Regions from separate parts of the Homo sapiens genome. Here region 2 is linked to region 1. A link is a loop called in an ENCODE intact Hi-C map of the cell type or tissue named here. Cell type or tissue: PC-3. All regions are shown on one strand. Each heading gives the region's core, and the rest is flanking DNA. Links, peaks and the distances in the headings are about the cores only.

Region 1 (17,167 bases), core at 4,819-9,818:
GGCTTTCCTCTCCCACCCTAATTATAGTGTCTCAGACCTGTAGTTACAATTGCATTCTCTTCATCATTTCAGTTTCAAGCACCCACTACTCTCCAGTAGCAGTGATATTTTTTGCTAATTCTTGAAACATCTAGCATACTCCTGCTAAACGTCCTTAGTACTTAACCGTTCCCTCTGTCTTGAATGCCTTTCCTCTATATATCTGCATTATCTACACAGTTCACTCCCATAGCTCAAATCTTCAGGTCTTTGTTGATCATCTTATTTAAGGTTTTAGCTTCCCCCCGCCAACCACAGCTATCCTTATCCCTTGTTCTGTAATTTTTATTCATAGCATTTTCATCTACAGATAGATGTAATACTATAAATATAGGTAAATTTTATGTATACTATACATTTGCCAGTTTATCACTGGTCTCCTCCATGAGGCAGGGATTTTTGTGTTCTGGTCACTCTGCATCTCTAGACCCTCTACTAGGGCCTAGTACATAATCGGGCCCAATACATTTCTTTTGAACATATTAACTGTGGTTCAATGAAGAAAAGAGCTATTGCAAATGTGTGTAGTTATATATTTTATGGAGGGGAAAATAACTTAATCTTTGGAAAGTGAACTCAAACTGTGAACGTGACCAGGAAAATGATACGTGTTATAACACGTGGGCTTTCTCTAAAATAACTCAGTTATTTGATTCTTTTCCAGTTTATCTGTTTTACAGTATTATGCAGGTATTCCACTTTTGGCAAACAGTTTGTGATCTTCCACACGTTGCTACATTTTGAACTGGAAAAACCCCAGTGACTTAACTCCCTGACTTAACTGCAGTTTACTTTATCTGCAAGTAAAGATAAAGCTTTTCTACGGCCTTCTAAAACAACTGTGTGCGTGAGTGCTCTCATCATGAGGCCTTAGATTTCAATGTAGCAAGCATGTTATTTTACATGTGTTAGCAAATAGCAAAAGGAGTGACAACACACTATTTTATTGTTTATTAGATTACATAATTTATAATCATTAATTACAGGAACCCTGTTTATCAACAAACATAATGTAATTTATTGAAAGAAGTAACAAATTATAATAAACTGTTCTATTTATAATTTACTTGTAAATATCTTTATATATTTTCTTTTAATTCTCACAACCACAGAAGTGTCAATTAACATTATTAAGGGAAGAGCTTAATATCAAACTCTGCAAGCAAGCCGATATAAATAAGAATTTCCCACTGATTTCTCTTCTTCTTGACATTTAATGGTTATCTTTGAGGACCAAAATTGTGGAGAATCAGGAACTGACATGCTGATTTGCCTTTTGTCCTTCTGTATGACAGGGAGTTTGTCAATGTTTACTCTGGATAGTATTACTGTTCAGAATGGTGCTAACAGTACTTTATGGACAATCTGACTGGGTGATCTGAGTTTTACACTGAACCTAGTTACTTTAGAACCTGACAGTACAGCCTGAGAGCAATACATGACTACACGCTATATTTTCTGCCAACAATTGTTCCTTTAATCTCGTGCTTCTTCTAGTCAAAACCCTCCAAGTCAAAAAGAAGCAAAAGTGAACCCAAGCAGATACTGCCATTTAAGTAACAGTTTTCCATTTTCCTTTTTAAAGAAAACTGTAGTGTTTTTTGTTTTTGTTTTTGTTTTTAAACAGACTAACATAGCAACTGGAACACTCATGTGCCCAGATGAGCACTCCGATCTAGTTCTCCCCTTGGAAAGAGTGCCAGCAAGTTGTTCCACAAACTCCAGGGGTTTATCTGGGTCTCGCACATGTGTATCTTGGCATTCTCATTGGCTACCCCTGACCTCTGATATCTGAAATATTTTGGCAGGAATTGACATCAATAAGAACCCTTCTCTGAGTTTCGGCTCTTAAAAAATAAAAATGTGCCGACTTCCACTTTCGAATATTTAAATCTGATCTAAAGGTTACTTGGTGGACTTCTGAAGATTTTTTTACAAGTGTGAAGTAATATTAATAACAGCTGCTATACATTTATTTTTAAACTTCTTTAATTTACATAGCTATCTTTCGAAGGTTCTCTTGACATTAAAAAGCTGTCATATTTTAAAATCTTTGTTCTTTGAGAGATTAAAAGCTTATTCTTTTAGGAAAGTATTAAGGTGATGAAAAAGAGTGGAGGTTTCCTCTCAGTGGTCATCTTCAAGTGTTCTCAGCAAGATTTTGCCTAGCATTTCAAAGGAGACTGATATTGTCTCCAGATACTAGCTACATGCTTTCCAAAATAAATATTTTCTTTTTCTTTTAGAAATAAAAAAATGGGCCGGGCACGGTGGCTCATGCCTGTAATCCCAGCACTTTGGGAGGCCGAGACGGGCGGATCACGAGGTCAGGAGATCCAGACCATCCTGGCTAACATTGTGAAATTCCATCTCTACCAAAAATAAAAAAAAAAAAAAAATTAGCTGGATGTGGTGGCAGGCGCCTGTAGTCCCAGCTACCGGGAGGCTGAGGCAGGAGAATGGCATGAACCCAGGAGGTGAAGCTTGCAGTGAGCCGAGATGGCGCCACTGCACTCCAGTCTGGGCGACAGAGCAAGACTCCGTCTCAAAAAAAAAAAAAAAAAAAGAAATAAAAAAATGGTCAAAAAGGGGATCTAACTCTTGCTCTCCTAACAGCAAAATGATCAAACTATAAAATATACACCCCTAAAAATTGGCTAATTTTAGTGATGGGTAGCAGTCCTCCATAAAAATAATGGGACCCAGAAGTGGTTAATAATAATTAACATTATTAATAATTCATTATTCATAATAAAAACCTGAGAGCATTTTTTAAACCCCAATTTAAAAAAGGTAGCCACTCTTTGTTGTGGCTTCTCTTTTCCTTCAGTGACACAGTGAATACTTACAGTGAATTCAGAGAGCGTAGTCCTTGGAAAGCATCTGGTGCAAGTTCAGAGATCTGATTATTGCTCAGGTCACTAAGATTAGAAATAGGGTTAGGTTACATTCAATCAAATGTCAGTGAGATTTACTGCGGAAAAAGCTATGTATGGCTTTTAAATGTTGGTTTTGTACTTATCAAGACATGTCCAAAACGTGCAACATTGAACATCTGAAGGATCAGAAATTTAAAAAAGAAATCATACTTTTTAAAATAACCATTGTCTACTTTCCCATATAAGATGCTATGTCTTATTTTTGACAATAGAACACCTGAACATATGTTCATATGCAAAATATATTGACCATAAACATTCACATTTGTATGAATCAATATGCTAAATTACAGACCTTTAAAAATTACATAGTTTAGATATTAAGATTAAAATATTATTACAGAGCTAGTAATCAGACAGTCACATCACTTAATATTTAAGCTGTCAAACACTTATATACTCATACTTAAGTTTCTTTGCATGGTCTCATGACCTCTATAATTTTTAAAATTACATATATTGTAGAATATTGTTCACTCACATTCGTCTAAGCTTTTTATATGGTGAGAAAGCTCCAGGAGGGATGACTTTGATTGTGTTCTGTTCCAAACGTCTGCAATGAAAAAAAATTCAACTTTTAAATGGAAATGTGAACCTTCGGACATGTTTAATTCAAGCTCAGGATTCATGTCAAGAAGTAAAGTTGATGTTCTTCATGAGTGATATATTTTTTTCCTGAAAAATAAGTACTAAATTTAATTTTTCTGTCCCTAAATGTGAAGCAAATTGGGATTAAAAACTAAGCAATTATAAACATAATTAAAATATTCAGATTTTTAAGTACTACATATCCATCAATATTTAAGTCTGGACTTTGTACAAAAGAAATAATACCTTTAAGAAACTAACTTAGGAGTACATTTTAATTAACTTAATATAAGTTAGAGAAATAGGTAGAAATACTGAATAGATCTATTACATATTTTAGATACAATCATAACTCTTCCACAAAGAAGATTACTGTTGAATATTAAATTTTATAAGCCTTTTATTTCCTCTATGGAAAGCATATGATCGGTTAAAAAATAATTTTATACTCACAAAATTAATTTTGAAGCTTCTTATGAGGCAAAATGTTAAATTATAAATCCATATATGCTACAGATATTTTCAGTAAGACAGTCTAGACTCTGTGGATTCATTTTGTGAATATTTCACATAAAAACCACTGCAGCAAAGTGCATTTGAGCACAACTGAAGTATTTTTATGGTATACTAAAATCACAGAGTTGAAAATAACTGATATCATCTATTCTATGGTCCTGCTAACAGAGAAAGACAAGATTTTACCCACCTAGTTATGAAACGCACAAATAAGTAGATTGCATGAAGTCTTTTGGTACATATTTTAGTCTATCAAAAAAATGTTGCTTCTCAGCCTCCTTTCACTCCAAACAAACATCGTTATGATCATTTCCCATCCCCTTCTCCTCTGTTCTGCTCTGTCTCCCAAAGAGCTGACTCCAGTGAACCATATATCCCAGGCTCATTTGCCAACAGGCTACTGTGAGATTTGCCAGTGACAGACACTGGGAGGGTGGTGAAAGGTTGGCGGGGAGAAGAAGCCAGGATATTTCTTCCCTTCTCTGTCTCAGGGGATGTCCACAGCAGTGGTCTCATCTCCTTCCTAATTTTACTTTCTGTTGGTGCCACCTCCTAATTTTATAAAATACCAGCTTCTTCTGTCCTTATAGCCCTGGGTTGGTAGCAGTTTTTTCCCTGTTACCTTCCTTCAACTGTTCAGTCTATTCTCTACATTAAATCCCTCTGTTTTTCAACAGAAAAATAGAGTTCACTTTCAATAGGAAAATAAAGCTCAACTGGCATGAGCTCCACTTTCCCGCCCGGATTTGAAAAAATATATGCATATATATTATATATATATGTATGTATACATATGTGTATATATTTAAATATGAATAAATATCATGACAACATACTGACCATATATGTGTCATATACATTAATTCATTTTTATTGAACGTTGGTAATACTTTAACGCATACACACACACACACATGCACACACACACGCGTAACATTTAATGGAAATAAAATCAAAACAAATTATCCCTAGGACATTAAATGAAATTGCCAAAATTTTGGTCTTTTCTGATTTCAAAGCCCTTCTCATGGTGCTACGGTTTTTCTTCAACAGTATCAGGGTTCATTCTCTGACCTCTTTATTTCACCATTCAATGGGTTTCCTCAGTTTTCGTTGCTCTTGAACTCACTGTAACATTTGATATTACTAACAATCTTTTTTCCCTTTGATGAGACACTCTATCTCCTTGGTGCTCACTGTACTTGGAAAAAGTAAAAATATGATTAAAAGAACTAAATCCATAATGCCCTACTCAGATCAGGGAGTTTTACTTTAGTGTTTTTTTGCTTGCATATTTATTTATGCATATTTATTTTATATAATTGAGGTATTACTGCATATAGAATTTTGAGCATATTTTATGTAATTGAGGTATTACTACAAATAGAATTGGGTGTATTGTCTTTACATCCAATAACATATCATACATGTATTGCTATATCATTTAACATTTTGTAAGACATTACTTTTAATGCCTTCATAATATTCCACTGTTGAAAAATACCCTATTTCCTTAATTCTTTCTTATTATTGGACATGTATATATTAGTGATACTTTTATACTAGTATTGATATTAACAATGCTTAGTTATTTTAAGACAGTGAAAGCATGGCCTCCTTTTAAATCCTTTCCTTATTTTCTTAGGTATAATAAGTTGTGCCTTTTCCTACATACCCAAGGACATCCTCTTAACTCCTCTGTTCTTATTCCACTATATTCTATTCGTTTTCACATATCCCTGCTAACTGGGTTTTTGGCTCCTAATAGGTGGATTTACTCCAGAAGACAGTAAATAAACTGTATGATGGAAATATGAATTTGTCTTCTGTATTATTTATCTAGGTCATAAGAAAGGGAGTTTTTTTTCAAAAGCTCTAAATAGAGTGAAGGACATGTAAATCATTTGCCTGTTACTTTATTGATTAGAATGTTTTGATTGACAGTTAAGAGTAATTCTTTTTGGCCTTTACTCATTCTTATAGTAAAATTTTAAGCTTAAAATGTAATCAATAAAAATACAGAGAATACGAGCTATAGATGAAATAATATTGATTCGCTGGAAGATTCTTCATGTCTTGGTCAATTAAGTATTATTTCAATGTATTAAAGATTTGCTCACAATAACGTAGTGCTATGATGAGAAAAAATTAATAGCTCTCAGTGACTAGTAGATTTCTTTTAATAGTAATGCAAAGCTAGTTCATATACTACTTTTCATAGATATTATTTCAGGTTCTTGAAAATAATCTAAAGAAACCAATAATCATTAATTCATTCATTCACCCTATAAATATTTAATGTCTACTCTGTACAAAATATTAAGCTGTATAACTGGAATTCAATGATAATCAAAAAACAGAGATGTTCATACATTTGTGAAAGTTTTATTGATAAATAATCTTATTTTGCAGTTAGATTTCAAAATGAATTTCTCCAATGTAAGTATTTTTAAATGCTATATTCAGCATAGAGACTTCTGAAATGTCAATAACCTTAACTCACAAATGTGACCAAACTAATTCTATAATTTAATATAACTGAAGATTTTCCCTGGAAAATTTAAAATTCATTTATTATTTTAAAGTCTCAAACTAGAATACTCGTAATGATCACTAATTTTTCTAATGACACTCAAATATATGTTATGATAATTTCTGTAATTAATCTACAACTAATTTCAATGATTGTCACCAAAAAAACCCAAATTATACAATAAATAAGGCCTTGTTTTTTGAAAATGCTGCATACTCAGAAAGTTATAAAACAAAGAAGAGTCATGATAAAATGGCATTATATTTTTATATGCAAAAACAATATTTCAGACACACTTGAGTCATGCTGCATGAATCATCTGTTATTGCAATGTACCAAGGACCTGATCTTCACATTGCAAACTATTGCATTTACATGTACCACAGAAAGCTGTACAATGACATGTACCATGGACTTGTTTACTTTTATTCATTTATCTATTTTCAATCTTGTTCCAAAAAAAGTATTTGAAACAGAGTTTATGTTGTTATTCACACTGACTCAGCAGCGAACTGGTTTTTATTGCACTGTCTCAGCAGTTCATTAAGGCAAAACGTAATTGCATCCTTCATTCAGAGGGACAGATTCTCAAGCAGGAAAATATTCTACCATGGACAGATGTCAAACAATAAATTTTAATATATTATAAAATGTCTGTTCTCTCTTATTTAGTGGAGAAACAATAAACTAATGTGTACTTATTGCAAACTTTTGGGTCTTTAGAATAAAGGGGTTTTCCTTTTCATTGTAAGAATTTTAGAATATATTTGATAAACTAAACCCAACACACATCTCAAATGATGTCCTTTGTCCTACAAAAAGAGGAAAACATATTTAAATCAGATTATAAAAAATAAAGAAGTGAAATAATAAAGTTTTCAGGTTGAGGTAAAAAGAAAGGGCAAATAAAATTTACATTTTCTAGCATTGCTGTCCTGTAATCTGTGCTTTAATAGCATAGAAGCTGCTGAATTTTATAGAGTGCAAATTTGAATCCATTGTTCCATAAAGAACCTAATTAAAAACATTCTGGGATTCCAAAAATAGATAGTATAATCGCTAAGATATATTTGCATGCCATGGATAAAATCCACCATAATTAAGAGATTTTCAAATGTCAGTCCTTCGGAGAAAATTCAATATCTTGAGTTTCAAAGTAAAAATAGATTTAGAAAGTGATTAGGGGAAGAAAGTACTGTAAATCACATACTACAAGAAAGACTTTTCCATGTAAAAGGAGCCAACACCTTTTTCTCCACATAACTTATGTAAATGATTGCATAACATTTTATCACTGTATGTGTTTGTGTGTTTACATATACACACACATGAAACCAAAGCAATGGCTGTTACTACTCTTTCAAATGTAGAAGGAAATTTTAGTTACATGCTCAGTATATGAGAAGATGAAGACAGTTTTCTAACTGCACTAATAAAAATAACTCAAAAGTATGTTTATCCAATAAAAAACTTCTTCCCATTCTGTCTCCACTTCTACAATTTTTTTCTCTTGCTCTCTAATTACTGCTACCTCATTATACATGTCTTCACGACTTTAAAGCTCTTAAAGAATGAACTACCAACAATATATAACACGTTCTGGTGTCTATTTCAAAAATTATAGAAAATAAAAAATGGTGAAATATCCCTCTGCTTTAAAACACAAGACCCTTAGAATATGTTAATTATGTGCAGCTATCTTTTAGCTCAATGAAGTCTAATTCTGCCACTTGTGGACTGATGGGCTCTGTAACACATAAAATAAACTAATGGTTTTGGTGAGCAGATCTTACATAAGTAGACTACACAACATGCAGTGTGTATGACTGGGCAATTAAAAAACTAGTTCTAAAGACATTTACAAGATATTAAACAGTATTAGCACTTTAAATGACATTTTCAGCTCTCTAGCGTTCAATTCGTAGACATTATTTTCAATGTTTTAAAATCGTGTTATTTTGACAAACTATATAAAATAACATCCACATGCCAAATCTTCAATAGCCCTCCTCAAGAGATATTTCTACATTTTATAGACATACATAGAATTTTTCAAGGTGTGTCACTTAGCAATTAAAAGTATGAGCTTTGCACTTATATAGACATGGACTAAATTCTGGATCTGCAGCTGATTAGCTCTCTGGACCTTACAAAAGCTATTTTCTTTCGCTGTGTCTCAGTTTCTCTTCCTGAAAAATGGGGAGAATAGAACTTACCATAAATGTTTTCTAAAAATTACATGAGATGTAGAAAAAAATATGGTATTTTATTTCTTATACAAAAATAGTGAAGTAATAAAAATATGTATATGCAATCAAAAATAGAATATATAGCACAATATATTAAATAATAAAAAGTCTACAGCATATATGGTAGACTCCCCTTACCCACAGGGGATGCATTCCAAGACCCCCTGAATGTCTGAAACCACAGATTGTACTGAACCCTATATACACTTTTTTTTCCTATATGCCTGTGATCAAGTTTAAAGAGATTAACAATAATAATAAAATACAACAATTATTACAATATACTATAATAAATGTTATGTGAATGTGGTCTCTCTCAAAATACATTAATATTTTCAGACTGAGGTTGACCATGGGTAACGGAAACCATGTAGAGCAAAACTGTGGAAGAGGGGGGACTATTGCAACGTCACCCACACACCCCCACACATACACTATAAAATTATATGTGTATATATAAATCTCACACATGATTTGATTTCTAGTGTGAAATAAATATATATGGTCCCAAATCATGTTTTTAAACAAATTAGCAGTACAGTTTTGCAGATAACTCCGTAACTGTATAATAAACACATACACACATACATCATTCACATTGAAGCTGAAACAACATAACTGGCTGCAATCTCTGTGATCAACAGGATTAAAATATAGCACTATCTGTAATTTGGGGACTGCCTCAGAAACACAAAAAGTTTTTATAATACCCAGTAAAATATGTCTTTGGATTGATTGTGTCTGTAACATACAGCCCAGATGCTGATTATACATGGCAATAAAACTGACACTTCTTCGCGTTTTCTCCATCTGCTTTTAACGTAAATGGCAAAAGCAGCTGCCACAGAATAGAGCATAGTCTTAATGGGGTAAGGGAAGGGGAGGCAGAATGACTAGCTTCTGAATCTTAAGTTGTCCACTGTAGCCAACACATTCTCCTCATAGGTAAGATTGGCCCATCATTTGAAAAGGAGGAAGACAATATTCCTTTTCTTTGATGTTAAGGATTATCTTGCCTATTACATATAATTGTAAAGTAAGTACTTTCTATTTTTGGAATGCTACTTCCAACTTTAGCAGTAAATCATGTCATTAAAATCTTTCATATATTTCTACATAAAATGATCCAACATATTTTAGCCTACAGCATTATTTGTTTTATAATTGCAGTTTCCAGAACTTTGCAAATTTAATAAATATCTTCAGCAGCTTAATGAATATTAGCCCTAGAGTGATACTTCTGGGCATACAGCTAGAAGTTTTGCCTTAGGATTGTGTCAATACTAATTGATTCTCATCAGTTTCTGTCTTGGGATTTCTTGTTCCTCAAAAGTACTCATTTTTAAATTTTATTTTACATTTTGTGATGTCATTCTAAAATACATTCCCGAGTGTAAATTCAATTGGTGTTTTTATAGGAGAGAAACGCCTCATTTTCCATTTGGTCTTTAAGCATTTAAGGCAAGACAAAAATATCTATGTGTGCACCTTTTGACTAAGTGTTAAAATTTTCATGCATATATTCACAAGGACACATATTCAAATACAAAGATACACTCAATAGATGCAACCAAATGGTGTAGACTCGGGGAAAAAAAATGGGCTTAGGCACATGGCCCACAGATTTCAGGGGGAGAGAATATGTCACTATCATTATGTTTTCATATATATATTTTTAAATCAACCCAAGAAAGAAAAACACTTAGAAGTTTTGTTGTTTTATTTCTCATTAATAACAAAAATTTTAGACACTTACTATGAATTAGACACTGAGCTAACTCTCCAGCTTGCTAATTATTTTAGTTTTAAAAAATTACAAAAATCATCTTTCGTATCACTTGTTTAACAGTATTATTCAATAAGCAGACAGTAGTTCTCATTATTCTCCACCCCTGCACTGAGTTATTCTCCACATTGTATAACATCTTTTTCCTAAAATTTAAATAATGCTGATCACTAGTAAAATATGAACTACATAATTTTTCACCTGTCATTCTAGCTGATTAATCATCAATCTATAACATAATTGCTAAAATGCAAATGACACTTTTACCAATTATGAGAATAAATAACATTGTGACTATGCCCCAGATGTCTTCAGTCTTATGTTAGAGGCTACATGAGTCTTATTTTACATTTGAGGGGGCCTGCATTTTTTTCCCATAGAAGTTTTAGGGGAATGAACTGCATGAGCACTAGAGCCACCTCTTGGAATAACTTCCCATCACTATCTGCTGCTAGGCCTGCCTTCATTATCCCCTATAGAGTCTGCTGCTAGTGCATTCTCAGTGGGCTCCTTTCTTTCAAACCACCCTCCATTCCATGTTAGTGATTTTTCTATCATGGAAATCTAATCATGCTACTACCTTGCTAGAAAATTTCCCTCATATTCTATCGCCATCGGGACAGTCTCTTCTTCAAGATTTGACTTCCACTTTATATTCTAACAACTGCAAATTTTAATTTTTCCAAAAACACACTACTCTATCATTTTCCTGGGACTCTGCACATGCAGCTTCTTATGTCTAAAAAAGCCCTCAAGTTCTCTACCTGCAAAACACATCCTAATTCCTGAAGATTATTTGATTCTCCAAGGCAGATCAAGGTAGCCCTCTCTCTTTGTTTTTTGTGCACACATATTTTACTATTTATCTCATGTTTAAAATTCTGTTTGTGTAAAGCTTCAATTCTCTGCACTGCAAACATTTTGAAGGTTGAGACTGTCCCCTTTCATCCATAATGCCTGATGCAGAGCAAGCACTCAGAAATCTTTGTTGAGTATGTAGAAGTACTTTTTTAAAACGCCACTTTTCTGCATGTGCTTCTTGTGTTGCAATAGTACTCACTAGATTCCTTGGACTTTTGAAGAGAAACCAGTTGGAGTTTCTGTCTGTCCTTACCATTTTAATCTCTGTGCTTATTTTAATATTTCTTTTTCTCCAATTTATTTATAATGTTATTATATTCAGTTTTACTTCTCAACTAATATTACAAAAGTTTGATTCTATCTTCTACATTTTTCTTTTGAGAAAGGCATTATATAGTTTTCTGCTTAAGTTATCACACGATTTAACAAAAACACATGTACAACATTTGTGTGTGTGTGAGTATATGTATGTATAACATGTATGTTACCTAAATAACTTCTTGGGAAATTAGGTACAAGAAAGAAATAAGTTGCAAAAAAAAAATATAAATGAAGAATTTTCTTATCATGAACACAAAGTCTTCATGAAAATGGTTTCTCTGCACATAGTGGATATATGAAGCCTTTTGAAGATAATTTTTCTACTATTCTTTCAATAGTATAATTCTTTCTCTTCAATTATTCTTTCAATGACAATTAAAGGCTGCTCAAGATACGCATATACAATTAGGAATTTTACCAAAATATAGATGAAAACACTCAAATGATTAATAGTGAACTCAATAATGGCCTGCGGAACTACATGCATGGTTTCATCTATAAATGTATTTTACATAATTCTTTTTACACTGTTTTGCTGTGGAGCTATCAAAGTTGCTATAAGGAGTACACTGAGTGTGGCTAATGATAACTAAGAATTAACATGAGAATCTGCCGGGTGTGGTGAGTCACACTTGTAATTCCAGCACTTTGAGAGGCCGAGGCAGGCAGATCACTGGAGCTCAGGAGTTCAAGACCAACCCAGGCAACAAGGTGAAACCCCACTTCTACCCAAAAGACAAAAAAGCCGGGTGTGGTGGCATGCACTTGTAGTCCCAGCTACATGGGAGGCTGAGGTGGGAGGATTGCTTGAGCCCTGGAGGCGGAGGTTGCAGTGAGCCGAGATCACGCCACTGCACTCCAGCCTAGGTGACAGAGTGAGATCTCAACCTCCTCCCCCCAAAAAAAATTAACATGAGAAGCTTCTTCTGTGGAAACACATTGTAGAACACTATTTTGTATGCTGAGTAATGAGGTGCTCTGTGTCTGTAGGAAGCCAAAATATTTTCTTTTTCTGGGATTACCTGATGAAATCATAATATGAAAACTTGGGAAAATATAATCCAAAAACACAAGAAAATAAAAATAATAATGAATGATGTTTACATAAAAAATTCACATACAATGACATTAAGACTACTAAACTCACATAAAAATAATCTAGAGAAGAATCATTGCATTTTGTTTTTCTAACCATATATATATTAGCACAGAATCAGAGATAAAATAATACTGACTTGTTTAATCATAGGATTGTTTATTTAATGACATTTCTAGGCAAGTTGTATTTGATAGAGGAAAAACTAGTACTTTCATAGTACATAGGAGATACATATGTAGTTTCTGCTATTGTGAGGATCTCAGAAGAAAATTTGAGAACGCAATTCTAATTGCCTGCATCGGCATGATAGCTTCTTATCTCAAACCAGGTTTTCACTTTAAAAACTAACAAAACTATTTTCTACACTACAAAAAAATTAAAAGAATTTTCCTAACCTTTAGGAGACGTATAGTTTCCTACATAGTGTTTCCATGGGAATTAAGTGAAATAAATAATTTAACATTTTTGAAAATTTTTTTTATCATAAAGAAGGTTTTTATTATGTATGATACAAGACACTTTTTAAGAGTACTATGTCATCTATATTTCTAACAGGCATAAAATATTGAGGGTGTTTTCATATTAGCTTGCCTGAAAAGCACAAAGTTATAAAAACATAAAATGTGAAGTGAAAGTAATGTTGTAGGCTAGCTAATTTGTGAGTGGATTTGAAGTAGCAATAATATCAGGAATGTGTAAAACTGCAAAATGCTAACAAATGCTCCATGTGTTAAGAAGTGCTCTAATAAAATTATGAACTAAAGTAGAATTGCTCAAATTTTAACTTTTATAACATTTTCTAAATTATGCCGATTTCCATTACATTTTATTATCCTTAAGTTGAATATGTTTATGTTTTAAAATATTTTCACAATGAAACAATAAAGTTCTGTCAAAGTGAAAACAATTGCACTTTGAAATTGCCAACCTACTTGTTATTTAACAAGGCAAACTCAGAATATTGACTATTTCTTTCATACCATGTTACATTTAAAAAATGGTATCATTTGCCTTACTTATTTTATCAATATTGTCTGAATAGTAGTCAAGTTCATCCATATGTGCTGTAAAAAAATTAGTCAAGTTTTGTACTGTATTTTTTAACATTTAGCATATTTAAAATAAACTACTTGCATAGCATGATAGATATTCTGCTGATTGAAATATTACTAAATACATGCTAATCAATCAAAAATTCATACTTTGATGAGTACTTATAATTATTTTAAATCAGCCAGTACATAATAGGCTCAAGGCAAGTTGGTCAAATCTAACTTGCATATCTTTACATATAAAAAGTCAGATGACTCTGGGCATGGCGTGATGTCCCTGTAATCCCAGCACTTTGGGAGGCTGAGGCAGGCAGATCACGAGGTCAGGAGATCCAGACCATCCTGGCTAACACAGTGAAACCCCATCTCTACTAAAAATACAAAGAACTAGCTGGGTATGCTGGGGGGCGCCTGTAGTCCCAGCTACTCAGGAGGCTGAGCAGGAGAATGGCGTGAACCCAGGAGGCGGACCTTGCAGTAAGCCAAGAAGGTGCCACTGCACTCCAGCCTGGATGACAGAGCGAGACTCTGTCTCAAAAACAAACAAACAAACAAAAAACAAAGTCAGATGACTTTGAAATATGTGGATTCAAAATTGAGTATTATTTAATAAATTAAGGATTCAATATTTTGAGTGGGACAAATGCAGAAATAGCAAGCAAAAAGTTTAAGCGTATATGGGAGGTAGTTATCTAAACAGAAATGAACAGAAAAAGACACTTTTAAAATTGTATTTGCAACATATACCTACAACAAAGAACTAATATCCAGAATCTACAAGGAACTCTAACAACTCAACAAGAAAAAATAAACAATCCCATTAAAATGTGTGCAAATGATATGAACAAGTATTTCTCAAAAGAAGACATGTAAGCAGCCAACAAACAAAAAAATGCTCAACATTACTAATCATCAGATAAATAATAGCAATTGTTAATAACAGCCATTCTGACTTGTGTAAGATGATGGTGTGGATGCAGAGAAAAGGGAATGCTTATACACTGTTGGTAGGAATGCAAGTTAGTTCAACATTCAACCTCTATGGAAGACAGTACAGAGATTTCTCAAAGAACAAAAAATAAAACTATTATTTGACCTATCAATCCTACTACTGGGTATCTACCCAAAGGAAAAGAAATCATTATATAAGACACTTTCACTCATATGTTTATCGTAGCAGTATTCACAATAGCAAAGCCATGGAACTAACCTAAGTGTCCATCAATGGTTGACTGAATAAAGAAAATGTGGAACATATGTGACACGGTAGAATATACAGCCATAAAAATGAATGAAATCATGTCCTCTCCAGCAACATGGATGGAGCTGGAGCCCCTGAAAAAGGCAGCAAAGAGTAAAGGCAGGAGGACATAGGAGCAAACACAACAAACCAAATTGTTATAACTTACATTCTTACTAAATATTCTCCATGATTTATGAAATTTCTGTATAATGGTTTGAAAAGGCAATATGCCACAGGAAATCTATAACTAGATTGAAGAGAACTAAATACTAACTTCATAGCAATCTATCACATCACATTCAAAATTGTATACCTCAAAAGGTGATCTAAGTAATTAATTCTTAAGATTTGATAGTCAGAATCAATTTGCTATTAATGATTGTGTTGCCATAGACCAGATCATGTACAGACTCACAGGAGGCATTGCAACTATTGAAGAATAAGGTTTTCAACTAGCATAGTTCAACGCAGCAAAGTGCTGGGATGACCCCAAGGCAGCAAACAGCTTTCCCTTTTACAGCTAGGTTTAGCTTACATTATATGTTCTACTTTTTCCCCTTCTATATTTTCTTCATTAGTCCACACTGCTTTGTCACATTTTATTTTTTATTTTATTTATTTATTTTTGAGACGGAGCCTCGCTCTGTTGCCCAGGCTGGAGTCCAGTGGCGCCATCTCGGCTGACTGCTGCCTCCGCCTCCCAGGTTCAAGCAATTCTCCTGCCTCAGCCTCCCAAGTAGCTGGGACTACAGGCACGCACTGCCACGCCTGGCTAATTTTTTGTATTTTTAGTAGAGACAGGGTTTCACCATTTTGGCCAGGATGGTGTTGATCTCTTGACCTCGTGATCTGCCCGCCTCGGCCTCTAAAAGTGCTGAGATTACAGGCGTGATCCAGCACGCCCGTTTTTTGTTTTGTTTTGTTTTGTTTTAGTATAAAGAATGGAGGCCTGCAAGCTCTCTAGATTGTGTGTCCAAGATCTCCTTCCCCTGCTCCCAACACTGTCTTCCCCACCCATGGTATGCTAAGTATTGGGGCAGAAATGGTGAGGGAAAGTCATGGTCTACCTTTACCCAGTCTGCAGTTTAATAGGAGAGTTTTTCATTTTCAAATAACAAGTTAAACTGTGGTAAGTGCTGTGTGGAGAAGATTCGGGGAAATAAGAGAACATTTAACGGAGAATAGGAAAGATGACATTGTAATAGTTACAGATATAAAGTAATATAAAACAGCTCTTAGTTTTGCAAACAATCCTGTATCTTAATGCCTTGTCTACGTTCTCTTCATAGGTAAGTTTCTTAAAATTTCTCTTGTCCTTTTTGTCGGAGTATTAGTCATTCTCTCTTCATGATTTTGAAAATTTTTCCTTTAATGACATTCCAACAAGACCAAGCTATGCCTACCTCTTTTATAGCTTGATCAAGTTAGGACCATGGGCTTGAGAGTCAAGCAAATGTATGATTGAAGCCATTTTAGCCACTTCACAATTGAAGGTTTTTACAAAATTTCTAAGTTTTTTGAGCCTGTTTTTTTTTTTCCCAAGTTTTTTTTAAACAACAAAGTTCTCAGTCTTTGAAAGATTTGAGTTAAATGTCTACAGGCTTCATTAGAGAGGGAATATGACTGTAGAGAAAGATGTCTAAGACATCTGTAAGATGATTAAATTAATATAGCTCCATAATAGGGTACCTATTAAATGCTGAGTTGGTCAGCCGAGAATAGAAAAAAAAAAAATCTCAGAAATATTTAAAGAGTGGAAATCCAAGTAAGTATGCAGAACAGGGAAATTTAATGAATTTTTAGCATTCTAGACCCATTTTGGCCCATGCTATTAAAAATTCTATGCATTTACTTTTTCTCTTGCTGATTTTATGCTTAAAAATTACCAGTTTGTCTACAGGGAGATAATAGGCTGTTCCTCTGGTTCTATTTATCAAATTT
Region 2 (17,167 bases), core at 4,249-9,248, 52 kb before region 1:
GCTGTGGTTTAAATAAAAGGAGTTTGGGGTTGGCAGTTTGTAAGTTCATCCTGTGGAATGTGACATGTTCCAAAAATTATGTTTGAGTAATTAGATGAGAAATTAAAGAGATTGTCTTAGGGAAGAAAATGGAATACACTTTGAAGAATTTAATCGAGTATACTGGCAGCATCATTGCCTGGCTGAAGTAGTTCATGTTCATTTTACCACGTAGTGGGGATTTATTTAATAAATGTCCACCGGACCATATCTGATTAATAATCACTATCTAATTTCTTTGCATTTTATTCCAGACCAAATTTGGTTTTCCACAGCGATAATTATGCTGAATTATTTTCATATCTGGAATTTGTTATGGGAGATTGTTGCCTCCTCATATATGTTCAGTTTAGCTAAAAAAAAAAAATCAAGATAACAAGCATTCTCATACACTCAGGACTCTTTTAACAATTTCTTAAACCTGCTGAACTGATTGTGGCATAGGGTTTGGGAATATAGCAAAATACTGAGTTCCAACTTCTTCAGGTTGGTAAAGCTCATGACTACCAACTTTACCAAAATGGTAAAGTTAGCTATCATTCTATTTGCTTCTTGTTTTTCATATCTTTTAAAACCCAGTTATTCAACAATCATTTCTTATTTCTAGCACTTGAGTTTGAGTGAAGGGTAATACAAAAGATGTTTGTAAGTCAAACAAATTCCACATAGCAGCCTCCTCTCATATCTCTAAAGGTCTAAATATGATATAATTTCTTTTCCTATTTTATGTAGCTTGTAATTCTCCTTAACCAAAAATCCTTTTCAGAATGTGATTTTTACATCTACCTGGTTTATCTAAATCCACTTGTTTCTATAGTCTAATCTCTTGAAATAATATTCTTTGCATCTGGCTCTCCTCCCATTCATCTCCCTGTCCATATTTTGCCCTTCTAAGTCCATCTTCTGTCTTCTGTTTGCATTCAACTTGTGATTCATTTTCTATCCACTACACTTTCTCAGAGCACCTCTCCTGAAATCTTCTTAATCAAGGAGAATGACAACTTTAATCTGTTTATACAATAAGGAGATAATATCAGAGCTAAAAAGAGATGCCAAATAAAGTCATAAAATGAGGGAAGAAGCACACCTCTCCACGAGCAAGCCAACACTTGGCAGAATTTTCCACACTTGATCAGTCCTAGGTGAAAAGATGTCCATAATATGTAGCAATCTTGGGCATAGGATCTGAAATCCACCAACCCAAGTTAAACCCAGATTTACTACTTAAGTGTGTGGTATTAGGATAATGGCAGCCATTCCAATAGGTTGTTTTAAGATGTCAATGAATGTCAAGGAGGGAACCTAGTGAGATCAAATACAAAATTACGGCAAGTACTGACACTCTTTCTTAGACTTCCAGAGAGTTGGAATAGGTAGGAGGAACAAAAAGTGTTTTATTTAAAAGGAGAAAAGCAGTCATTTTCTTGTTTGTCCAAATTTCAACACAGACAAAGGCAAATTAGATCTTGCTGTTTATCTATTCATCACAGTCTCCCTGAGAGCCTTCTATATATGCTAGGAGCTGCTCAAATTTGGGGAAACTACAGGGACTATTAGGAAACCCATGGGAAATAGAAGTGGGCACCGGGTACAACACTGAGAGTTAATGACTTTAAGCTGTTAGGGAAAGCAACTGTGATTTACAAATTAGGTGTGGACAAGCACCAGAAATAATAGTACACCTTTAAGAAACAGAAGAGGTTCTCTTTGTTCTTTCATTGCTGCTTGGTAAAGAACTGCAATCTTTAAGCTTTTCTCCTTTCTAAAGCTAACTGGTTCCAAGAAATGTTAACATATTATTAACAAATTAGCTTTCATGAGATGTGTGCCACGGAGGGGAAAGGAAACGTAGCTTCAGGGATAAAGATCTTTACTAACATCACTAAAATGAAGGAGAACAGTCGAGGTGAACTGGATTGATTTAAGATTTGGTTTTGATTAAGAGAGCACTATAGCATTAGCTATATGGGTGGAGGTGTGGTTAGCTTAATAATTCAAAGAGAAAATGAGAAGAAAGTTTGGTTAACAATCTGTCTCTGTCAGTTACTTTAATCTTTAATGGAAGAACTGTTGGACCTCGATTCCATTAAAGCCTGTAGGCAGACTAGCTTACTTGACTAAAATCACTAGTTACGCACCTGACACCACTATTGCTACCCAGTGAGTACTGTATCTCATTTTGATTTATTACCAAAAGCTCCAGACAAAAACTTCTAGCTATATTCTAGAATCTGCCTTCATTCTGGCATCCCTTGGAAACATGGGTCAAATAACAAAATCCTCTAGCACTGCCCTTCTATCAAGCCAGAGGTACATCAAAGGCAACTCAGGAAAACATCCTGGGGATATTTGATGTTGGGTATAATTAACTAAAAGAAGGTTTTTATTTAAAACCAATGCTTTTACGCTCCACTTGCAATTACATTATGGCATTTCTCAAGTTTTATTAATAATACCAAATGCATATTTGTTAACAACATTCCATCATTAATTTATCAAATATTTACTGAGCATCTACATTGTGCCAGGGACTAGGCCAGATTTTCAGAGACCAAAGACAAGTGAAATGCCTGAATTTCTGAAAAAACTTACAGTTTAGCAGGAGAGACATACATGTATCAATTAGAGAGTGGATGTGGGGAATGAGAATGCATGTCTTAGAATATGTGTTTCAAGTTTCTGCAAGCCATCAAGGGAGAAGAATCCACTAAGTGAATGGAAATATGAATGTGAAGTTCTTAAGAAAAGCCATGGCTAGAAATTTAAAGGCATGGATTGAAATCTACTGAGAATTTGATAGGGCTAAAGATAGAATGCTACATGTCTACATGAAAAAGTGGGTGAAAAAATAAAAGGAATGAGGAAGCCAAGAGATTGTAGAGGAAGGAGAAGTGGCCACCAATGTCGAAGATGTAAAGACAGCAAATAAAGATAAGTAAAAAGAAGCCACTAAATTGGCAAGATAGAAGATACTGGTGTTCTAGTTTCAGTGGAGGGGTGGAGATGATCTCCAGATGACAGAGGTTAAAATCCTGTAAATTTGCATTGTAAAAATCGTTAGCTAAAAACACAAAGGCTAAATTACTACACCTTTTGGATTACCAGGCTTGGCCATTCGCAACACCTACATGTGACTTTGGGCCACTAAATGAACTTCCTGAGCCAAAATTACATGGAAAGGGCAATAATTATTTTATAAAATCTTTGCATTGGAGAGAATATGGATGTAAAACATATAAGAACAGAGCATTAATTGCTAGTTCTCTTTACCTATTAAAATAAATATCTGTTAAGTTTTTCCCAGTGTTTTAAGTTTTAAAAAGTATAATAAAAGAGCCCCCCCTTTTTTAAATGGTACGTTTAGCATACTACCATATCCAAACCTGAATGTTCTCTTTAGCCAATAAGCAAATCAAAACCTCCAAAATCTAAGGTAATTTCCAAGATACAACTATGTACTAGTAATACTAAATCTGAAAATGTAAAAAAGATTTGACCAAGTTCTAAATAATGCTTCAAAACTGATCTAACTGATCAGTTTTGAATAATTATTATTCTAAATAATGCTTCAAAACTGATCTAAATAATGCTTCAAAACTGAATTTTTCATTGCTTTAGGTTGGGCTCAATTATTTAATCACCTTCATGCTTAATTCAACGACTAACGACAATATCAATAATTTTAAGACACAGAACAAAAGCTCCCACTCAAGCCTATCAAAAACTCGTCCAAAATGGAAAACATCAACTTGCTAAGAAAAACAATAATATTACAATGTTATTGCTGAGAATTGTGAAGTTTTTCACAGGAATTCCAGAATCTAGAGGATTCCTAACATATAAAATTAGAGGAAGAGATCAACCACAGCATGCTAAATGTTGATTATCATGGGTTATGCCAATGTTTCAGGTTTCTTTGATCCTTCAGCTGGCCTTTACAAATGAAGTAATGAGGTACATTCAGCATCGTATCCTGGCCTTTCTTTTGAGCTCATGGCTACCAGACCCCTCCCCTTTTGGGCCTCCTCCCCTCTTTGTGTTATACTCCATTTGATTCAAAAGAAGAATTTCCTGTTGGCCTCTTGGACCTGACAGTATCAGTTACAATTCCATAGTCATCTGGTATAGATATATTATTAGCATCTTACACATATTTCTATCACCAGACTTCCATACCATTTTTTAGAATTATCTATTTAAAAGTATCTATCAGTAGAGTATCAGGTCCATGAGGACAGAGGTTTTACTCTGAATTGTTTATTGTTGTATTCTTATCACCTAGACACAGTGCCTTGAACATTGTACGAACTTGAATAATATTTGTTTAATTAATGAATAAACATATCATTCATCTCCATGAGTCTGTTCACTCTTCAGCACATGTAAGTCATCTCCATTAGATTGTTCACTCATTAGCATATGTAATTATTTAATAAATGTCTTTCAAATAAAAAAATAATTTAGTTGCCTCCATAGCTAAAACTTCCTGAACCAAGAGAAATAAAGGGAATATTAGAAATTAACAATGTTCCACTTTCCACACTGACTTTCTCAATGACTATCTGGAGAGGACAAAAACTGTTTTATTGCAGACTGCTTAATCACTCTAACGTCATCTTATATTTAAAAGATGAGGTCAGGACATTTGGGTTATAAAGACAAGTCATGGCCATCTGCTTCCCACTCAGGGATGCTCTATCTGGGTATTAATTAAATATGATCTGATAATCAATTTCTTCCTGTTCATTTATTTCTGTTATGCATCAAAATGATGAGAGTTTACCATAAAGAAAACACTTTTGTCTTTATTAAAATAGTTAATGACTCAAAATAACAGCATGGCATCCTTTAGCAGAAAAAAACATTTAAATTGTATTTAAATATAGCTATGTAAACATGCATTCAATTAAAAATATTTGTCTTCCTGCTATATTTTGAAATTATACATTGACAAACCTTAATATTGAGAGTTTGTACTTACATAATTTTCATGAATAAAATAAAAATACATTAGACTGGCATAACTAGAGGGAAAGTTAAGTTAAAATATGTAAACCTCAATTATAAAACATTTAAAGAAACATGACTTTGCTGCTTTAAAACTCAAAAAGCATATATGCTTAATAGTATAGTACTCAGTGGATTTCCTTGAATGAATTATTTTAATTAATAGATTAAAATACTTGGCCTTCTACCAATCCATTTTTACAAGTAAATATTTCTAGTAAAGCTTTTGAGGGTAGTTCAGAATTTTCATTTTCTAAGTATGTTTCAATAATAGGGTGGCAATCTTATTTACACTGAAAATTTATTTTGAAAATACTTTTATTAAAAACTTTAAAATAAACTTAAGCAGTAAGCTTTGGAATCAGAGTCAAGGTTCAAATTCTGACTCCAGTCGGCAGCTGAGTGATTTTTAAAAATTGCTTAATAACTCTAAAATACAATATTTTCATATCTCAAATGGGGAAATGATAGTTTTCACTATAAGAATGGCGGAAAGATTAAAAGAGATAAAAATCTATGTAAAGTACTCAGCATTAGGTAAACTATTCAATAGAACTTAGCTATTATTGTTATTATTATTTGTAGTGGTAGTAGTATTGGCAACTATCCAGTCTAAACTGTCATAAACCTTGAACTAGCAGAGTCTTCATTAATAGGACAATGAAACTTCAAAATAGCTTGACAAATGCTGAGACAAATGCTGGCAAAGGGCACTGTAAGTTTCAGTGCCTATCACTCTAAAATTCAGTTACAGAAAAACTGAGTAAACTCTTAAGTCTTCTAAACGCAACTGCAACTATATTGATTGAGTCTTGAATGTCTACTCTGCTTGCCAACTGGCTTACACGCATGCTGTTTGCTATTTAAGGTATACTTTGAAATACGTGCAATCTATTGATCTTATAGTTTAGTGAATATTAAACTGAACTTCCACAGTTGAAATGATAAATTTAGGCTTTACATCATCTGACAATTAACAAGTTTTAGCTCAACTGTTTTTGGTGGCCCTGGAACAGGTCCAGAAGTTTCCTACGTGCAAGCTCTGCTCCCACAGTTATGCCCACCTGTAGCATTATCCTCACACTTGTCTGCTTGTCCACTTATGTCATTACATCTTTCACAGCCCTCCTTCTTTTACACAAATTATCCCTCTGAGTTCTTGTAGCAACTACACTATCCACTATGGTAGCCACTAGACATGCATGTATATTTCAGTTTAAAGGTAAATAAAATAAAATAACAATTATTTTTCTCAATTGCATTAGCCATATTGTAAGTGCTCTATAATCCTATGTAACTAGTGGCTACCACATTGAATAGTGCAGATTTGGAACATTTCTATTACTATAGAAAGTTGTATTGGGCAGTGCTGAAAAGTGCTAATTTTCCCTGAAACATATTTCCATTCATGCTACATTAAGTATATGAGATTCTATAGTCATTAAATGTAAAAAAAGCTCAAGTTAGTCAGATAAATACTGAGTTACACAAAGATGTACGTAGGTATGAATGTATGTACAGGCAGACCTTGGAGATATTGTGGGTTTGGTTCCAGACTACCGCAATAAAGTGAATATTGCAATAAAGACAGTCAAACAAATTTTTTGGTTTGCCAGTGCATATAAAAGTTATTTTTAACTATACTATTATATGTTAAATGTGTCTTAAAATGCAATACCTTAATTATAAAATATTTTATTGCTAAAAAATGTGAATGATCATCTGAGCCTTCAGTTAGTTGTAATCTTTCTGCTAGCCAAGGTTGTCTCCTTGGAGTTAGTGGCTGGTGAGACTGATCAGGGTAATGGTTGCTGAAGGTTGGGGTGGCTGTAGCAATTTCTTAAAATAAGACAACAATGAATTTTGCTGCCTCAATTGACTCTTCCTTTCACCAGATATTTCTCTGTAGTATGTGATGCTGTTTGATAGCCTTTTATCCACAGTAGAACATTTTTTCAAAATTGGAGTCAATCCTCTCAAACTCTGCCATTGTGTTATCAACTAAGTTTATATAATATTCTAAATCCTTTGTGGCTATTTCAACAATGTTCACAGCATCTTCACCAGGAGTGGACTTCATCTCAATAAACCACTTTGTTTGCTCATCCGTAAGAAGCATCTCCTTATTCATTGAAGTTTTATCATGAGACTGCAGCAATTCAGTCACATCTTCAGGCTCCACTTCTAATTCTAATCTCTTGCTATTTCTACCACATGTGTAGTTACCTACTCTATTGAAGTTTTCAACTCTTCAAAGTCATCTATGCAGATTGGAATCAACTTCTTCCAAACTCCTGTTAATATGGATATTTTGCTCTCCTCCCATGAATCACAAATGTTCTTAATGTCATCTAGAATGGTGAATCTTTTCCAGAAGGATTTCAATTTACTATGCCCAAATCCATCAGAAGAACCACTATGTACAGCTGCTGTAGCCTTATAAAATGTATTTCTGAAATAAGACTTGAAAATCAAAATTATTCCTTTATCCATGGGCTGCAGAATGGATATTGCATCAGCAGGCATATAAACATCATTCTCCTTGTGTATTTCCATCAGAGCTCTTGGGTGACTAGGTGCACTGTGAAGAAGCAGTAATATTATGAAACAAATCATTCTGAGCAACAAGTCTCAAGAATGGGCTTAAATTATTCAGGAAACCATGCTGTAAACAGGTGTACTCTCATCTAGGCTCTGTTGTTCCATTTATAGAGCATAAGCAGAGTAGATTTACCGTAATTATCAAGGGCTCTAGGATTTTCGGAATGGTAAATGAGCATTGGCTTCAACTTCTTAGCCCCTAACAAGACAGTCAGCCTGTCCTCTGAAACTTTGAAGCCAGGCACTGACTTCTCTTTAGCTATGAAAATCCTAGATGACATCTGCTTCCAATAAAGTCTGTTTCATCTACATTGAAAATCTGTTGTTTAACAGTGTCACCACCTTCATCAATTATCTTAGATCTTCTGGGTAACTTGCTGTAGCTTCTACATCAGTACTTGGAGCTTCACCTTGCACTTTCATGTGACAGAGAAGGCTTGTTTCCTTAAACCTCAAGAATCAACCTCTGCTAGCTTCCAACTTTTCTTCTACAGCTTCCTCACTTCTCTGAGCCTTCATAAAAATAAAGAGAGTTGGGGCCTTGCTTTAGGTTAGGGTTTTGTTTAAAGGAATTTTGTGGCTGGTTTGGTCTTCCATTTGGATCACTAACACTTTCTCCATATCAGCAATAAGGCTGTTTCATTTTCTTATCATTGGTCTGTTTGCTGGAATAACACTTTTAATTTCCTTCAAGAACTTTTGCTTTGTATTCACAACTTGGCTAACTGTTTGGCACAAGAGGCTTAGCTTTGGGTCTCTCTCGGCTTTCAACGTGGCCTTCCTTGCTACATTTTTGTTGTTGTTGTTGTTGTTAATAATTTCTAGCTTTTGATTTAATGTGAGAGATATGAGACTCTTTCTTTCACTTGAACACTTAGAGACCACTGTAGTGTTATGTCTGGCCTAATTTCAGTATTGTTGGGTCTCAGAGAATTGGGATTCCCAAGGTGAAAGAGAGAGAGAGAGACAGGGGACTTATCTTGGACTTCCAAGAGCATTTCACAAATTAGTGTAAACTGTGATGCTCTAAGAGTGGAGTACAAATATGCAACTTTTTTCAGATTTGTGTTATAATTTTTTTTCAAGAAATACCTGTAGGGAATTATAAACTTTAAGAAATACAGATAAGCATTAGCATTATTGAAAATAAAGTATGAGTATCGCTGGGCACAGAAAGGTGTAACAGAATCAGTTTGCAGTTTGTCAACTTCCCCATGAAATTTGCCTGATAATGTGCTGAGTAGAAGGTTTTATGCCAGTTTCACCTTCCTTTCCTCCCCTTTGACAATCATCTCTCTCTCACTTTACAAAATAATGATATACTTCTCAGCCCACCAGAAACTTATCACAGGACACTGTCCCAATAAAGATCTAGGATCGTAAAGGAAAGATTATTGCAAAAATTCTTGCAATCAATGCACATAATCCCAGAGAGGCACTGCAATAAAATTTCACTTTCAACTTTAAATAAAATAAAATATTGATAAATAATTATGTAGTTTCAATCAGTGATGCACTAATATTAACAGCAATAATTCAATTCAAAGAAGATGTAAAAACTTACAGCCTTTTGGTGGCAGGAAATTTTAAAATTTCAATTGTATACATAGTTTTTGGAGCAAAAAAATGACACAATTTTCTGGGGTATTGAAAATAGGAATTCAAGGAGAAAATACAGTTTAAGAAAAAAACAATGCAATATATTAAGGGGGATCTTGTTTTTTTCCTTTTATAAAATTAGCTCTGATATTTAGATTCCACCAGATACATTTAAAAAAAATCTCAGATGAGTTTTGTTTTAAAATGTCAATATTTACAATGTGGTGCAAATTACCTTTTGCAAACATTTACCACCATGAAATAGATTAGAGGCCAAATTAAAAACGTTGAGGGTATGTATAGGATTTGAAAATTACTTTTTTATTAATAAACCATGAAGTGTCCTACATCACCTTTTTTTGGTGTTTTGAAATGTTATAACAATACAATCAGCAGCTAACATATTGAATGTTTCTGTGTTTGAGGCAGTCTTTTATCTATATTATCTAATCTTAACAAAATCCTTTCAGACTGTAACCATCACCACCTTTGCTTACAATGAGGAAACCGAGGCACAGACTAGTAAAGTAATTAAACTACAGTTAACTCTTACCAAAAAGTGAAGCTGGAATTTGGCTCCAGCCAGGCTGGGCTTCAGAGCTCACACTGCAACCCACCGCACAGCATTACCTACTTAAGTACGTTTTTCCTCCATAAATATTCAAATGTTGAAAGCTTATCTTTTTAGTTAGGTTTTCAAATCATGGAAGGCAAGGCCATACCATGAAGTTCTCTATGCTCCATAACACCTAGGATTGAGTTTTGCACATAAAACATGCTTAATCAATATTTTCTGATTAGACATTTAACATTTTCAAGAATTTCTCTCCTCCATCTAATAATGATGAGTGACCTTCTTAAAATACACACAATCTGGCCAGGCGTGGTGGCTCACACCTGTAATCCCAGCACTTTGGGAGGCCAAGGGGGTGTGGATCATGAGGTCAGGAGTTCAAGACCAGCCTGGCCAACATGGTGAAACCCCGTCTCTACTAAAAATACAAAAATTAGCTGGGTATGTTGGCACATGCCTGTAATCCCAGCTACTCGGGAGGCTGAGGCAGGAGAATTGCTTGAGCCGGGACCCGGGAGGTGGAGGTTGCAGTGAGCTGAGATCGTGCCACTGCACTCCAGCCTGGGCTACAGAGGGAAACTCTGTCTCAAACAAACAAAAAAAAAACAAAACAAAAGCCCCCCCAAAACCCCACAATCTAAGAATAATAGTAAACTTTATCCCACTTTTTATAAGGAACCTAAATCCATATAGTTGACTACCATCAGTGGAAATATTTACACAATAACTTTAGTAGTCGTTATCTCCAGGTATGCTGACTAATGGTTAATTTTATTTCTTCTTGCAGAAAATAAATTGTTTCTTATTATTCATATTTTTCTATTTAGGGGCATGTATTATTCTTGTAATAAAAAGGAAAATAATATTTGTTATTCTGACAATATTTAGATTCACAAATACATCAAACAAAGGGAAAAGAAAGGGATACAAACAAGCAAGAAACAAGAACATCAACACAGGAAGGCTGCAGCACATAAGGCGAGTCAGAAGGTTTGGGCTGAACACTGGGGAGGGCCTGTTTCTCCTTACCTGGTATGAGGAAGCCACAGGGCCCTGGCAGCCCTAGGAGCAGGGCACATGTTCAGACAGGGCAAAAGCAAAACATTTGACTTGTTAGAGGCTATGAAAGGAATTTCCAGAAATTGTGAACTCTACGTTTTTTGATACACTTTCAAGAAAACTTGGTCATTACCAATGGACTATTTCTGAGATTTATTTGAAAAGCCTAATTCTTTACTTGGGCACCTCAGGTAACTGCTCTGTCTTGTCCAAGCATGGGCTGAAAAAATAATCATTTACTGGGCATTTCAACCATACCTTTGGATTGACAATTGGTTGTCTTTTTCTTTTTTACTTAATATAGTAATTCTTAAAAGAAATACAAATGATTAAAAACCATACCTTGACAGGTAAATTTTTTGGAGGGAGTTGTGAGTAAAAGTTTATCTGCCATTTCTCCAGGACCAGCACAACGAGCAATTCCAGGCTCCTTATATTCCGACTTCACCCAGTCGGATAACCACTGCATGTTACAATCACAGTAAAGAGGGTTGGCTCCAATTGCTCTGGAAAAACAACACCACAGAAGCACACACACATACACACACACACATACACACACACACACACACACAAGTATGGAAGTATTGTTATTTCCTAAGGGCAAAAGAATTCAAAGTGATGCTCAGCAGAAAATCCCCATAGATTTATTGAGGATAACAATTTAGCAAAAAAATAGAGACACTGGGGATTCCCCATTTTCCTGAATGATGTGCACTGGGATTTAGTGAGTTGTCACTGGTGTCAACACTCATGTTGCTTTAGAAGGTCTCCTAATATTTTCAGAGACGTGTTTATATTGAGTGTAAACACACCGAGTGCATTACTATTTCATTCACCAATTATTTACTGATGACTTAAGTCACAATGCAAGGTTCTGAGGACCCAAATATAAATAATGCATTATTCTTACCTCCAAAGAACCCCTGCTGCAGAGGAGATTAGCATTAGCATTGGGATATACTCACAGATGCAAAGAAGTTTCATTAGAAGTGATGTAGGAGAAGTATTTACAAGATGATGGTGAACAAACAGATTAACTTTTCTGGGAGGCTGGTGGTTAAGAAAGTCTAAGCTGTGTAGGATAGTTAGAGTTAAGTAGAAAGAAAGGTTGGGAATAATGATACAGATAAAGGACAGGTAAGTACAAAGAAAGAACATAAAATACTGAAGATGTCTAGAGCTAGCTCACCAGAGCTGAGCTGGACCTGCACTGGGTGCTGTCTGTCACTTTTCAAGATCGTTCATTTTACGGTTGTTCATTAGAAGTAGTGACAGGAAAGTAATCAAGGTAATAGCTAACATTTATTGCACTATTACTATATGCAGGAGCTGGGATAAGCCATTTATAAGAATTACTTCATTTTATCCTAAATAGTAACTTTATAAGGTCCATTTAATTAATAATTGACTTTACAGATTAAGAAACTGAGACCTGGACTCATAACCTTATAAAGGTTGGATTGAAGCCGTAGATGCATACAATGGCATTTAAAAACTGCTTACTTCTGATTTACAATTAGCTTCTAACTAGTAATCCTACTAGGTCTACCGTCAGGATAGTTATCTTATTTTTTTTAGGTAGCCCCTGAAATATATGTGTAGAATCATAATACTCGATACTGTGGAAGTTTTAATGCCCCGTTTAAGAATCAGAATGTAGTGAATGTTACCTGCATATGTATGTCAGATTCAAACCCTTCCAAATTAAAAATGAGCAAAATGATGTTTTTTAGTCATTTGATCTCATCTCTATCAACATTTAAGTCCTTGATGTGACAGGGGAGGAAGTGGGAAAAGTGAAAAAGCAGAGCTCTTTATGATCTAGGGGGTAAAAGACAAGGCACAAACAAACCTGCACGTTGTGCACATGTACACTAGAACTTAAAGTATAATAAAATATAAAATATAAAATTTCTTTATATATATAAAGAAAAAAAAAAAAAGAAATGCAAGGCAGAGCAGGGCACAGAACAAGGAAGACTCTACTTGCTCTCACTGTTGCGGGAGGAGGCTGGTAACATGAAGGGAAGTTCCGCTCAGCTCAAGCAGCACCTTTCCTGTGAAGCCTTTTCTGATGCCTGACCATAACACTAGCAGAACGGCTACCTCCTCATTCAGCCTGCATTCTCTGCCTGAGGGCACCACAGCCCTGCATCTCTGAGCTAGTAGCTTCCTTCATATTGCAGCTCATGCACGTGGCAGCCATGGAGTTTGTAAAGGAGTGACTTAGAGGTAGGTTCTTGGCTCAAACACGAAAATGTAAAGGCTCTGCCTTCCTGGACCTAGTAGTTTAGTGGAAGGAATATTAATAGGCACCAGTCTGATAGACTGATGTACAAAACATCAATTGATAACACAGACTCTATAAGGCAAATGCAGACATAATGTGATTGAACATTGGATCTTCAATTCAATTCAAAGAAGATGTAAAAGCGTAGACTTTTGGGTGGCAAATTTTAAAATTCCAATCATATGTATATTTTTGGAGTGAAAAATGATTATTCCTTTCTCAATTTTGTAAAATCGTATCTTCTTGGAGTTTGTGGGTTTTCGAGAGAAGTGCAAAACCAGGAGAGGATATGGCAGGCAATCTCTTCTAGGAAACTGGGGCACAACTGACATTGCTGTTTAGGCATAGTTAAATAGATAGTTGCCACCAAGCACCCAACTCAGCATCAGCCAAGGAGGCTTTGGATCCTAAGGCTGCTGGCTGAACTTCCTTCTAGGTTTGCCATGATCTTAACATTACACCTAGTAATAATAAAATCATGGAATTTGACCCAAATGAGTTTTTTGGACCACACTTATCACATATTTTCAAATGGTTATACTGTACTTCCAAAAACTATGGAGGTACAAACAAGTTGTGATCAGAGAAAACATAAAGGAAAAGCCATTTCACCCAATCTAAGTATTTGGCTGTGTCTTACTTCCAAACTATAGTCTCGAACCATGTTGAATTTATTTTTGTGTGGTGCCACAGTTGATGCTGAATAAGTAAATCCACTTTGAGCAAATCAGGAGAGGCTTCATAGAGAAGGTGATACTTGAGATGTGACTTAGAAAAGCAGGGTTAGGATAGATAATTAAAAGGGAGCTGATGTTCTAGAATCAGATAATAATGAGAGAAAAAGCATAGGCTAGTAAAGTTGGAGAGCCATATTTGTAGAAGAGACATGTTTAGCTAAGCAAAGATAATTCGACTACTGGAAAATAAGAGCCAGAAGGGAAAATTAAAGCCATCTTGCAGAAGGCATCATATCCAGTTTGAAAATCTTCACATTTTCTTTAAAGATGAAACCAATTACATCTTATGATGTTACAGTAAAATAACTGGCAGAGGAATGTTCCAAGTCACTCATTAGGAAGTGTTTGACCCTAAACCTATATTCATAAACTAGGTACTCACAGATGTGATAATGCAGAAAGATCATTGAAAGCACCTTCAGGCACAACAGAAATGTCATTTCCATGTAGAGAACTAAAAGAAAGAAAAAGAAAAATTAAACTTCCTATATTTCTGAACTCATAGACTCCAGAGAAATTCCGAGACTTTAGTTTATAATAAGCATTTTAAATGAGTGCAGAAAAGACGGTCTATAAAATAAACAGTTTTGGTACAACTGGATACCTGAGAAAGCAAATGGCTTCCACCTCACATTATGTGTACAAAATAAATTCCAGAATGAAGAATTAAATGTAAAAATAAAAATGTATTAAAAGAAAATAAAGAAGATCTTCCTTTTATAAATGTGGAGTGAGGAAGGCTTTCACAGGCTCAGTTATAACATCCAGAAACCATCAAGGAAAAGAGGGAGAAATTTTTGACAACATAAAATATATCCAAACAATAAAATATTCCATATAAGAAATAGAATAATATATATTTGCAACTTATATAAGATATAAGGATTAATTCTTTCATTTAAAAAAAACCCCTGCAAGCATAGAGTAAAGTAGTATATGCATAAAGATATCTACATTAATAAGGAAAATATAAAGTACCCAACAGAAAATGGGGAAATGATAGATCAAGCTCATTAGAATAAAAAGCACGAGTGCTTAGTAAACAAATAAAATATATTCAAATGCTCTACTAATTGGAAGTGCAAATTAAGACAGGAACGCAGAATAACTTTGAATCTGTCATATGGACAAAAATAAAAGAATAAATAATATTCAGTGTTTGCAAGAGTGTTTTGAAAAAGGTACTCTTAAATAGTTGGTGGAAAAATTAACTTCTAAATGGACAAAGTCTTGTCTGGGGAATAACAAGACAGTTACTTTTGGAATCCTTCCAATATACTTGACAGTACCTTCCCACACACCCTAAATTCTTGCTGAAATGCCAGCACATTTGCACCAAGAGGAATGTATAGGATGTTCATTAGAGTACTGTATAGTACTCATTAAAATTTGAAATTAAACCAAATCACAGTAAAGATGAAGATGATTGAATCAGTTCTGGTTCCTCCCACCAATACAACAGTCTCTACCAGTTAAACAGTTGAGTTATATATATGTATAAATATATATCTATTCCATTCTTATATATATATTTTTATTCATATATATGATAGACTTGAAATATTCAAAAGCATATGTTAAACAAAAATAGACAATGGCAGAACAAAAACAGATCCTATTAATATCTGTGGCTTTTAAAAGCTATATAGCCATGGGCCTACATCTATTAGAATAGAAAAAAATGCATCTGAAAAAGGACCAGAGAGCACATCAAACTGTAAATTCTGAGGCAGGAGAGTAGGATCAAGGATCATGTTTTATTTCACATATTTTAAAGGACATTTCACAGTAAAAATGTTTTCATATACTATGTAATTTCTAAAGAAATTAATTTTGAAAGTTTCTCAATTTTGAAAGTTTCTTTCAAAGTTAATTGAAACTCTATAAACCATATGTCTTAATGTTACATATAATCAAATAAATGACTATAACAACAATCAGTATTACTAAAAAGGAAGTTATATTGTCCAAAGCAAAGCTGTTGGACAATGATACTGTAAGAAATGATTTTTCTATTTCCTAATTTATAATAAATCCTAATGCATGTATCTTCAAGCACCAAGAATCAACAAAGCAGTTACATCCTTAAAAAGACAACCCCAAACTCAGATCTCTGAGAAAAGAGATATTCTGTTGAACACAAGATGCTTACAGTAATCGAAGAGACTTTAATCCATCAAAGGTGCGAGGAGGAATACATCTCAGACGGTTGTAACTAAGAATTCTGAAAGCATACATATGTCAATTTGTTTTATTCAGAAATCCAAAAATGGCCAAATACTTCCAAAAATAAAGCAGTTAAGGCTTATTAAAGCATCTTATTAACTGATAGTGTTAACACACAATATATTGTTATTTTTTGTGTGTTGTCTCCCTAACACAACATACTTATTTCCTAAATACAACCTAGAATGCTTCCCGCTGCCTACTCCTGCCCAACTTTGGTGCGTCAGCCGTCCCTTCCCTAAGGTGGATTTTCCCTATCTTAGGGATCTCCCCTAAGCCCCCCACAAACACAAATTATTCTTTGTTTTTTTTAATAGAACGCAATACTTTTCCTAATGTCTACATTGTTCACGTATCGTGGTTTTGTCTGTTTCTCCCAATAGAAACATTCCTTGAGGGTAGAGACTGTCTTGTTCAATAGCAATGTCCAGCATCTAGAGACTGCCTTTTGTCCATTGAATTAATGAATACTCAGTACCACACTTTCACACTCACAAGGTGAGGAGCTGGGTCATGTTGCTGAAGCTCTGATTAGAAAGCGTGCTTATTCTGTTGTTACTTAAGTCTCTAAAAGAGAAAAAGAAATGGAGTACACTATTAACCACAGAAATGAAAATATTAGTGATTCTTAGAAGGAGAAGGGTCTTCTTATAGTCATAGCAGTATTGTTAGCATTCAGCTGTTATCTGAAAACAATAAAACAGTGAACGACCCACTGGAGTAGATTGCAATGTTATTCATGATTATTTACACCTCACTGTTTTGAAATTAGGAGTGATTATATATATATGCATTGCTTTAGCCAATGTAGTGTACGTGCAAGGGGTTGGTTCACTTCAAAGCAGCAGCTTCAGAGCAGAGTTTATTTGCCCTTATCCCTCTGCGCCCATCTCCATAAGGCTTTTGATATTTTACAGGGAGCTTCCTTGGAGGTGACTTGCGATAGACAAAATTTTGCCGGTGGGAAATAAACCCTTATCTTCAAAAGTCCTATCAGATACACATACTTTACCCTCATTGATACATATGTTC

What was found. A loop is a pair of places that touch in the nucleus more often than their neighbours do. Peaks named below come from ENCODE experiments on the same cell type or tissue, not always from the same donor. Only the 100,000 strongest peaks of a DNase experiment are listed, where the experiment ranks them.
Region 2: it touches region 1 in a loop (11-fold over the local background); 1 of 110 quality-filtered maps calls a loop at or near these places.

The regions. Positions count from the first base shown.
Region 1 is chr4:20,496,859-20,514,025 of GRCh38, reverse strand. It overlaps SLIT2 (slit guidance ligand 2), which reads right to left. Exons shown (of 37, transcript NM_004787.4): 10 at 3,460-3,531; 11 at 2,889-2,960. Among named protein-coding and RNA genes, the nearest start is that of MIR218-1, 23 kb to the left of the region's middle. In PC-3, for the core only: no CTCF peak of the experiment used is centred there; a DNase peak (open chromatin) is centred at 7,025; H3K27ac peaks cover 1,116 bases.
Region 2 is chr4:20,548,023-20,565,189 of GRCh38, reverse strand. It overlaps SLIT2 (slit guidance ligand 2), which reads right to left. Exons shown (of 37, transcript NM_004787.4): 23 at 16,631-16,702; 24 at 16,062-16,133; 25 at 14,292-14,363; 26 at 11,222-11,385. Among named protein-coding and RNA genes, the nearest start is that of MIR218-1, 28 kb to the right of the region's middle. In PC-3, for the core only: no CTCF peak of the experiment used is centred there; no DNase peak of the experiment used is centred there.